Regions from separate parts of the Homo sapiens genome. Here region 2 is linked to region 1. A link is an interaction called in ENCODE POLR2A ChIA-PET data of the cell type or tissue named here. Cell type or tissue: HepG2. All regions are shown on one strand. Links, peaks and the distances in the headings refer to the core of each region. The heading gives the core; the rest is flanking DNA.

Evidence for each region. Peaks named below come from ENCODE experiments on the same cell type or tissue, not always from the same donor. Only the 100,000 strongest peaks of a DNase experiment are listed, where the experiment ranks them.
Region 2: POLR2A ChIA-PET joins it to region 1 with 5 read pairs; 10 of 35 experiments call an interaction of 5 or more read pairs at or near these places.

Annotation. Positions count from the first base shown.
Region 1 is chr16:1,932,350-1,937,721 of GRCh38, forward strand. No RefSeq gene overlaps it. Among named protein-coding and RNA genes, the nearest start is that of MSRB1, 8.2 kb to the right of the region's middle. In HepG2, for the core only: no CTCF peak of the experiment used is centred there; a DNase peak (open chromatin) is centred at 3,162.
Region 2 is chr16:1,878,332-1,883,703 of GRCh38, forward strand. LINC00254 (long intergenic non-protein coding RNA 254) reads right to left here. Exons shown (of 3, transcript NR_033914.1): 2 at 4,865-4,965; 3 at 1-379. Among named protein-coding and RNA genes, the nearest start is that of LINC00254, 3.2 kb to the right of the region's middle. In HepG2, for the core only: no CTCF peak of the experiment used is centred there; no DNase peak of the experiment used is centred there; H3K27me3 peaks cover 368 bases.

The DNA.
Region 1 (5,372 bases), core at 169-5,168:
CCTGGCCCTGTGCCTGGGAAGCCTGCTGCCCATTCAGCAGCTCCCTCCCTGCCGCAGCAGAGCCGCCTTCCACAGGACCTGCCCACAGAGCCCTTCCCAGAGCCACTGCTCCTCCTGCAGGGAGAAGCAGAAAGGGACAGGTGTGGGCATAGAGGACCTGAACTGGCTGCCTAGAACAGTATTGGGAGCCCTGTGCACCCCCTGCCAGACCCGCCATCACCAAATGACTCAGCATGGCAGGACAAGGACCCTGATCAGAGGCCACTGGCAGCCGGCCACATGTGGCCTGGAGTGGCTCAGGTCCCTGGCGGCAGAGGACACAGGGCTTCTCCCAGCTGTGTGGCCTCAGACTAATCGCGTTCTCTGAGTCCCCCTTGTCTCCCCAGAAGAATGAGGCTAAGGAGAGTACCTGCTGCACTGGGGTCAGTCGCTGCAGCGGGCCTGCTCTCACCTGCTGGACTAGGGGGTGGGCAGGCCACAGGCTGGGCTAGGACAGTGCCCGAGAGCCAACGAAGACACTGGGTGGCCAGGGCAGCCCCAGAGCGGGCTCCACTTTAGCTGGTGGCCAGCGTCGGACACACTGGGGTCCAGGTGTAAAAAAATCAGGGCATGGGTGGGAGCTGGAATCAGGGGTTGAGAGACACCCCCCTGCTCTCCGCAGCTCCAGGGAGATTCTGGCAGCTAGCCTCAGTTCTGGCCCCCAGCAGGGCAGAGATGGAGACATTTGCTAGAACAGGAGGCTGCCACAGCACATGCTGGGGGAGGGGCAAGCAGCAGGAAGCCCCTTCTGGGTACGGTCCTCCCCGAAGGGCCCTTGGTGCTTTCATCAACACTGACTCTTCCCAGCACCCGCCCCACGCGCCCCTACCTCTAGACGGAGAGCCCACTGGCCAGCAGCGCCAGGAGTCAGGCCTCTGACCCACAGGGCAGTGCACACAGCACCCATTCAACTGTAGCATCCCCTGCCCGCCCCGGGTGGCTCTCCTGTGCCCTCATCCAACCGGAAGACAGGCTGGGTGCCACTAAGGGAGGCACAAAGAGAGGAAAGTCGAATGTCCCGCCCAAGATCAGGGTCACGCAAGCAGTCCGAGGCCAGCAAGGGAGACAGCGGCCTCTGCCACGGCACTGACTCCACGTCAGAGCAGGGACTGCTAGACCGGGCTGCGGAGGGGCTGGCAGGTGACAGAGTCAGCTCCGTGAGGGGTGAGCAGGCTGAAGGGGCTGGCAGCACGGCTGGCCTCTCCCCGGTCTCCACTGTGGCCTGTACTGCAGGCACTGCCCCTCCTGTGGGGGGACGCTGCCTTCCATTGAGGGTGCCTCTTCCAATTGTACACCCGGAACCGGGGATGACCACGGGACAGGTCCACTGGGATCGGACCCGAGCCAACGCTCCCTCAGTCACTGGGCCTTCATAAGCCCCTACTCTGACCCAGTGACGTCTGACTCCAGAGTTAGCATCGGTTCAGAGCCAGCATCCAGGAGTCCCCAGAAGGTCTCATGATCTCCTTTTCCCCAGTGCACTGCCATAGAGATCCCTTTGGAGAAGGCTGGGAAAAGACGAACAGGATAAATTTGGGGGGTCCTTCCTCAAGGCACCCTGGTCCCCTCCATACAGCGGTGTGGGTCTGAATGGAGGTTTTAGGTCTGTGACCTGGCTCCAGTCTGGGAATTCACTGAGGGCCGTGGTTCTGGTTTTTCTCGGGAGATGGGTTTTTTGTTTGTTTGATTGGTTGGGGTTTTTTTTTTTTTTTTTTTTTTTTGAGACGGAGTCCCGCTCTGTTGCCCAGGCTGGAGTGCGGTGGCGCGATCTCCGCTCACTGCAAGCTCCGCCTCCCGGGTTCACGCCATCCTCCTGCCTCAGCCTCCGGAGTAGCTGGGACTACAGGCGCCCGCCACCACGCCCGGCTAATTTTTTTGTATTTTTAGTACAGATGGGGTTTCACCGTGTTAGCCAGGATGGTCTCGATCTCCTGACCTCGTGATCCACCTGCTTCAGCCTCCCAAAGTGCTGGGATTACAGGCGTGAGCCACCGCGCCTGGATGTTTTGTTGTTGTTGTTGTTGTTTTTGTTTTTGTTTTTGACGGAGTCTCGCTCTTGTTCCCCAGGCTGGAGTGCAATGGCGCAACCTCAGCTCACTGCAACCTCCACCTCCCAGCTTCAAGCAATTCTCTTGCCTCAGCCTCCCGAGTAGCTGGGATTACAGGCACCCGCCACCACGCCCGGCTAATTTTTGTATTTTTAGTAGAGACTGGGTTTCACCATTTTGGCCAGGCTGGTCTAGAACTCCTAACTTCAGGTGATCCTCCCACCTTGGCCTCCCAAAGTGCTGGGATTACAGGGGTGAGCCACCACGTCCGGCTGGAGGGTTGTTTTTTTTTGAGACAGGGTCTCACTCTGTCACCCAGGCTGGACTGCAGTGGCATGATCAAGGCTCACTGCAGCCTCAGCCTCCTGGGCTCAAGCAATTCTCCTGCCTCAGCCTCCTGAGTAGCTGGGACTACAGGTGTGTGCCACCGTGCCTAGTTAATTTTTGTATTTTTTGTAGAGATGGCAGGGGTGGGGGTCTCAGTATGTTGCCTAGGCCGGTCTCAAGCTCCTGGGCTCAAGTGATCCTCCTTCCCCGGCCTCCCAAAGTGCTGAGATTACAGGCGTGAGCCACCATGCCCAGCCTAACTCTGGGTTTTTTATTTGTCTTAGACTTTTGTTCACTTGACCTAGAACTCTTCTGCTTACACAGATTAAGTAAGATTCAGTCAGCCTGGTGCGGTGGCTCATGTAATCCCTGCACTTTGGGAGGCCGAGGCAGGAGGATCACCTGAGGTCAGGAGTTCGAGACCAGCCTGGCCAACTTGGTGAAACCGCGTCTCTACTAAAAATACAAGAATTAGCCGGGAGTGGTGGCGCATTCCTGTAGTCCCAGCTACTCCGGAGGCTGAGGCAGGAGAATTGCTTGAACCCGGGAGGCAGAGGTTGCAGTGAGCGAAGATCGCGCCCCTACACTCCAGCCAGGGCGACAGAGTGAGAATCTGTCTCCAGGAAAAAAAAAAAAAAAAAAAAAGAGTTCAGTCGGCTTCTGTCTATTTCACTTCTGGGAACACCATGATCCACAAGTCAACGCTGTGGGTCTCTGTGAGTCAGACTATTGTGATCGCTGGTTCACCTCTGCTGTGCACTGCAGCGGCCACGCCCACCTTGTTTTGAGCCTTTGAGCCCTGCCACCTGGCCCCTGCCCCCCAGGGGATCCACTTATTCCCCTGCACGTAGGTTTCCCAACCCAGGGACTGCAGTTGCCACTGTAATTCCAGATCTGCTGGAGAAAGGCCATCACAGAGCTCATGAAGGAGGAGTGTTCCCCTCACAAATTTATTTCTCGTGGGGGTGGTAAGAGGTGTGTCCTCTCTCCTCTCCAGGGGTGGGTGAGTAGGTCTCAAAAGATAAATCCACTCTGACACTCCAACCTCCCCAAGCCTTTGAGTCCCATCCTCTGCCACGCAGAGAGGCAGGCCTGGCATTTCAGCCTCACTTTGTGTAGGTCACTTTTTGGTCTGTGTTGTAGCTCACCAACCAACCAGTCAAACCCCAGCAGTGGTAGCACGAGGTCCAGAACCTCTGCTTAGTGGGCCCGTATCAATAAACGCAACCTGACCCAATTTTTTGTTCCTTTCCCCATTATCCCTACTGTAGGGTCTCCTGGTTCCCCCTGCTTTTTTTTTCTTTTCTTTTCTTTTTTTTTTTTTTTTGAGACAGAGTCTCGCTCTGTCGCCCAGGCTGGAGTGCAGTGGTGTAATCTCAGCTCACTGCAACCTCCACCTCCCAGATTCAAGTGATTCTCATCCCTCAGCCTCCCAAGTAGCTGGGATTACAGGCATGCGCCACCACACCCAGCTAATTTTTGTATTTTTAGTAGAGATAGGGTTTCACCGTGTTGGCCAGGCTGGTCTTGAACTCCCGACCTCAGGTGATCCACCCATCTCAGCCTCCCAAAGTGCTGGGATGACGGGCATGAGCCACCACACCTGGCCTCCCCTGCTTTCTTTCTGTGTCCTGACCAAGAATCACAAAGTGCAGCCAGGCATGTGGCTCACGCCTGTAATCCCAGCACTTTGGGGGACTGAGGCAGGAGGATTGTTTGAGCCTAGGAATTCAAGACCAGCCTGGGTGAGATGGTAAGGCCCTATCTCTAATTTTTTAAAAATTAAATTAAAAAATTCTAGGCTGGGTGCAGTGTTCGAGATCAGCCTCGCCAACATGGCGAAACCCTATCTCTACTAAAAATACAAAAATTAGCCAGGCATACTGGCGAGCGCCTGTAATCCCAGCTACTCAAGAGGCTGAGGCACAAGAATTGCTTGAACCCAGGCGTGAGACGGAGGCTGCAGTGAGCCGAGATCTCACCACTGCACTCCAGCCTAAATGACAGACCAAGACTCTGTCTCCAAAAAAAAAAAAAAAAAAAAAAATCTAGGTTGTGGGCTAAAACACTGAAAGAAACTGGCCCAGCCCTGAGCCAAATCCCTTAAACTTCCATATCCACTCCACACCGTGTCCCCTTGCTGCAGAGATATCAAGGGAGGGCACCTCTTCTCTCTCGCTTTTGTTGCAAGGATACGCTGCGGCCTTCTGTAAGTCCCCCTAATAAATGCTCTGGAGTGCTCACCCTGGCGTTTAGCGTTCCTTAGTTCAGATCCCAACTGGCCCCATCTTGCAATGCTTTGGGGCCATCCTGTGCCCTTTGGGGCACTCCTGGCCACCGCTTTTGGGGCGATGCCAGCTGTGGGTTCTGCAGGGTGAAACATCCACCCTTAAAATCCACTCCCACATGCTCCCCGGATTTCTGTGGGTATAAATTGGGAAAATGGTGCATTTCTTGTGGAGCCTTGTTCCGTGCCCTCCAGGGCCTGGGGCAGGCCCCATGTGTGCTGAGCCTGTGCACATGCTGTGCCCATCACTGCTGAGCTAAGCCCTCCTGAGTCCCCCTCCCTGACCCCTGGAGCTTCCTCCACACATCCTAGCATCATTACTCTGCTGCAGTTGCTCCCAGCCCTATCATCTTCTGACACTACCTCACTACCAGGTCTCCCCAGCTATGCTGTGAGACCTTGAGCGCGGGGTCTCACCTATCTCGTTCACAGCTGCACCCCCAGCCATATTTTTTTTTGCAAATATTTACTGAAAGGATACTCAGTAAATATTTGCAAAAAAAGGTTTTTGGGGGGTTTTTTTTGGAGGCACAGTCTCTGTTGCCCAGGCTGGAATGCAGTGGCAGGATCTCATGTCACTGCAACCTCTGCCTCCTGGGTTCAAGCCATTCTCCCACCTCAGCCTCCCGAGTAGCCAGGATTACAGGTGTGTGCCACCACGCCTGGCTAAT
Region 2 (5,372 bases), core at 218-5,217, 54 kb before region 1:
AGCAGTGTTATTGCGCAGTTGTCTGAAATGAGAAAATAAATGGGGTTTAGGAGGAGTTAACATGCATGGTAGAAACTAAAAGTCAGGCTGTCTGGTCAAAAGTCTCAGCCTTGCCACTAATTAGCTGTGTCACTCAAGCATCTGAACTTCATTTTCCTTATCTGTCAAAAATGAAAAGTTTGGACAGATCCAGTGGGACGAAGATGAACACAAAATACGCGCCCTGTGGGAAACGTGATGTATTTATTTGCTTATATGTCCCACTCTCCTCCCAGACTGAAGCTCCTATTGCTAAGGTAGCACCTCCTGCATAGCTGGTGTTTACTGAGGGGATCATTCAATACTCGTAAGTAATATCCGCGTCTGATATGTAACAAAGCTGCAAAAAAAGGGGAGAAGGCATTAAATTCACTTGATAGGGCATATCTAGGTTGCTGCATGCTATGACAGGGAGACTGGCAGATTGGTACCATAGCGCTTGCTGCTAGTTTTAGCCCTTAATTTAATTTGCTGTATGATCAGCTGGGTGTGGTGGCTCATGTCTATAATCCCAGTACTTTGGGAGGCCGAGACTTGAGCCCAGGACTTCGAGACCAACCTGGGCAACCCAGTGAGACCCCATCTCTACAAAAAAAAAAAAAAAAAATTAGCCAGACGTGGTGGTGCACGCATGTAGTCCCAGCTACTCTGGAGGCTGAGGTGGGAAGATCACTTGAGCTGGGGAGGTTGAGGCTGCAGTGAGCTGTGATCGCACCACTGAACTCCAGCCTGGGTGACAGAGCAACACCCTGTCTGAAAAAATAACAGTAATAATAATTTGGCCAGGCGCAGTGGCTCGAGCCTGTAATCGCAGCACTTTGGGGGGCCAAGGTGAGCAGATCACCTGAGGTCAGGAGTTCGAGACCAGCCTGACCAACATGGTGAAACCCCATCTCTACTAAAAATACAAAATTAGCCGGGCGTGGTGGCCCACGTCTGTAATCTCAGTTACTAAGGAGGCTGAGGCAGGAGAATCGCTTGAACCTGGGAGGCGCAGGTTGCAATGAGCTGAGATCACACCATTGCACTCCAGCCTGGGCCACAAGAGCAAAACTCCATCTCAAAAAAATAAATATAAATAAAATAATAATAATAATAATAATTTGCTGTAAGATCTTAGAAGTTACTTCCCTAGAACCTTAAAACAATGTGTAAAATGTAGATAAACATAACTCCCTTAAAAAGCTCATAAAGGTCAAAGTTAGCATACTCTGAAATAATGGATGGGAAAATATGAAAGGCTACATTCTGTGGATAACTGTTACTAACATGGGTTGCATAAGACTGTACCTGCTGAACTGGCTTTACCATTCATTCCCCTCTTTCAGTTCATATTTTCCTTCAATTAAGTAGGGAAAAAAAAACAAAAGAAGCAGAGAATAGTCACTGTTAATAGACCAGCTTCCTCGGTGTGTCCATTCCTCCCACCACCTTCCTTCTTGGGGCTCACATGCAAATGGCCCCAGAGGGCTCATGGCCACAGCAGCGTTCTATAGGTGTCCTAGTTCCACTCAAGGGACACCCACAGCTCACAAAGTGGGAAATTCTTTCCCTTGTATTGGTTTCTAACACTTTTAACATCACATTTTCGCCAGGCATGCCAGCGCTGTAATCCCAGCACTGTGAGAGGCCAAGGCGGGAAGATTGCTTGATCCCAGGAGTTCGAGACCAGCCTTGGCAACATGGCAAAACACCATCTCCACAAAATCAAAAAATTAGCTGGGTGTGGTGTGTGTGCCTGTAATCCCAGCACTTTGGGAGGCTGCAGTGGGAGGATCCCCAGAGCCCAGCAGTTCAAGGTTGCAGCGAGCCGTGATCGCAGCACTGCACTCCAGCCTGGGCCACACAGCAACATCCTGTCTCAAAAAAAAAAAAAAATTTATTTTTCTCCACCTTTTTCTTTTTTTCAGGAGGCATCTCAATTGTTTCTTTCTTTTTTTTTTTTTTTTTTTTTTTTGAGACGGAGTCTCGCTCTCTCGCCAGGCTGGAATGCAATGGCGAGATCTCGGCTCACTGCAACCTCCGCCTCCCGGGTTCACATCATTCTCCTACCTCAGCCTCCCGAGTAGCTGGGATTACAGGCATGGGTCACCACACCCAGCTAATTTTTGTATTTTTAGTACAGACAGGGTTTCACCATGTTGGCCAGAATGGTCTCGATCTCTTGACCTCGTGATCCGCCTGCCTTGGCCTCTCAAAGTGCTGGGATTACAGGCGTGAGCCACCACGCCCAGCCACTTTTTTCTTAAAAAACCAGAAAAGCTTCCTCAGTATATAGTAGTCCCAGCTACTCAGGAGGCTGAGGCAGGAGAATCGCTTGAACCCGGGAGGCAGAGGTTGCAGTGAGCCAAGATCAGGTCATTGCACTCCAGCCTGGGCGACAGAGTGAGATTCCGCCTCAAAAAAAAAAAAATTAAATTACGAGTCCTCTCATTTCACTTTGTAAATTCTCGTTTGAAGTGTAGACAAGTGTCAAAGTATTTCACCAGCACATGAGGCAAATACAACTTTGTAATGTGACTTTGATCAACCTTTGAGGTTAAAATTTTACTTGGTAACGTTTCCTAAATAATTAAAATATATTTTCTAAGAGGCAGAATAAACAGGTGAATAAAATTCTTGCCTGCAAAGTGTGCAGTGTGGATGACAGCAACGTGAGCTCCCGTGGGAACATGGTGCTAATCTTGAAAAAATTACTTTGTGAATTACTGGATGCTATTGGGACCCTGTATTTGTGTTATCAGCAAATAAAGAAGTGATTCTCTCTGGGAATATTAGCCACAGTAAAATGTTCTAGACATCTCTTTATTAATTAAACAAGAGAAAAGGTAATTATAGTCTCTGCTAGGTCCCTTAAATCATTTCCTTTTTTAAAATGTCTTTTTATTTTGAGACAGGGTCTCATTCTGTTGTCCAGGCTGGAGTGCAGTGGCACGAACATGGCTCATTGTAGCCTTGAACTCCTGGGCTCAGGTGATCCTCCGACCTTGGCCTCCCGAGTAGCTGAAATTACAGGCATGCACCACCATGCCCGGCTAAGTTTTTTTAATTGAGATGGAGTCTCGCTTTGTCACCCAGGGTGGAGTGCAGTGGCGTGATCTCTGCTCACTGCAACCTCTGCAGCCTGAGTTCAAGCGATTCTCGTGCCTCAGCCTCCCAAGTAGCTGGGACGACAGGCATGCACCAACACACTCAGTTATTATTTTTGTGTGTGTGTATTTTTAGTAGAAAGGGGGTTTCGTCATGTTGATCAGGTCATTCTCAAACTCCTGACCTCAGGTGATCTGCCCGCCTCGGCCTCCCAGCATGCTGGGATCACAGGTGTGAGCCACTGCGCCCGGCTGTGCCTGGCTGTACCCGGCTAATTTTTGTATTTTTTTGTACAGACAGGGTTTTGTCATGTTGCCTGGGCTAGTCTCAAACTCCTGGGCTCAAGCAATCTGCCTGCCTTGGCCTCCCAAAGTGCTGGGATTTCAGGTGTGAGCCACTGCAGTGGCCTACTATTGTTATTTTTAGTAGAGATAAGGCATTGCTACGTTGCCCAGGCTGGTCTCAAACTCCTGGCTCAAGCGATCCTCCCACATCAGCCTCCCAAAGCTCTGGGATTATAGGCGTGAGCCACTCCACCTGGCCTCGGCATCCTGTATTTTATCTTGCAACTGTGAGGCAGGTGCAGTGGCTGTTGGGAGAAGGTAGTGATGTGGGGGAGAAATAGAACACTAAAACGAACCCCACGGGGAGCGAAAGCGGCCACTGATTCACAAACTATCTAAGGATCAGAGATAATTTCTTTCTTTCCTTTTCTTTTTTTTTTTTTTTGAGACCGAGTCTCGCTCTGTCGCCCAGGCTGGAGTGCAATGGCATGATCTTGGCTCACTGCAACCTCTGCCTCCTAGGTTCAAGCAATTCTCCTGCCTCAGCCTCCTGAGTAGCTGGGATTACAGGTGCCCGCCACCACGCCCAGCTAATTTTTTTGTATTTTTAGTAGAGATAGGGTTTCACCATCTTGGCCAGGCTGGTCTTGAACTCCTGACCTCAGGTGATCTACCCGCCTCAGCCTCCCAAAGTGCTGGGATTACAGGCGTGAGCCACCATGCCCAGCCACCTGGCCTTTATTTTTAAATTGTGATAAAATATGCTAACATGCTTGAGCCCAGGAGTTTGAGACCAGCCTGGGAAACATTAGTGAGACCCTGTCGCTACCAAAAAAAAAAAAAAAAGCATAACAAAATGTACCACTGAAACTTTTTTTTTTTTTTTTTTGAGATGGAATCTCACTCTGTCACCCAGGCTGGAGTACAGTGGCGCGATCTCGGCTCACTGCAACCTCCACCTCCGGGGTTCAAGCGATTCTCCTGCCTCAACCTCCCGAGTAGCTGGGATTACAGGTACATACCACCACGCCCGGCTAATTTTTTGTATTTTTAGTATAGACGGGATTTTACCATGTTGGCCAGCCTGGTCTCGACCTCCTGACCTCAGGTGATCCACCCGCCTCGGTCTCCCAAAGTGCTGGGATGACAGGCGTGAGCCACCGCGCCCGACTGGCCTAAACCATTTTTAAGGGCGTAAGTCAGTGCCACTATGTACATTAATAAGGTTGTATCACCATCATCATTGTCTATTTCCAGAATGTTTCCATCATCCCAAATAGAATTCAATCTTTAATACTCAAATATTTTAAAATTAAAATAAAGAACACTGAGACGAAGATAAACTAAATCCAGCTGGGCAACTTTTTCTTCTGAATAGGCAGACTCTCACTATCATATCAAACTTATATTCGTGGACATATATTCGTGTTGCAAACTCTGGAAGCACTCACCGAAGCAGATAAAGGCTTTTCAGAGGTTAATGGCCTGTGATGAGTCTTGCAACTAGACCGTGAATCCATCATTCCTGATTCTCACTCCTAATGACATTTTACTGGGTTGTCCAATGAGTTAATAAATGAAAAATTATATTAAAACTTATAAATGCAACATGTACCCTCTATCAGTATTTCCCATCATAAAATAATACTTTAAAAGTGAATTTGAGCCAGCTGCAGTGGCTCACACCTGTAATCCCAGCACTTTGGGAGACCGAGGTGGGTGGATCACCTGAGATCAGGAGTTGGAGATCAGCCTGGCCAACATGGTGAAACCCCATCTCTACTAAAAATACAAAAAATTAGCTGGGCATGGCGGCGCATGCCTGTAATCCCAGCTACTCAGGAGGGTGAGGCAGGAGAATCGCTTGAACCCGGGAGGTGGAGGTTACAGTGAGCCAAGATCAAGCCATTGCACTCCAGCCTGGGCAACAAGAGCAAAACTCCATCTCAAGAAAAAAGA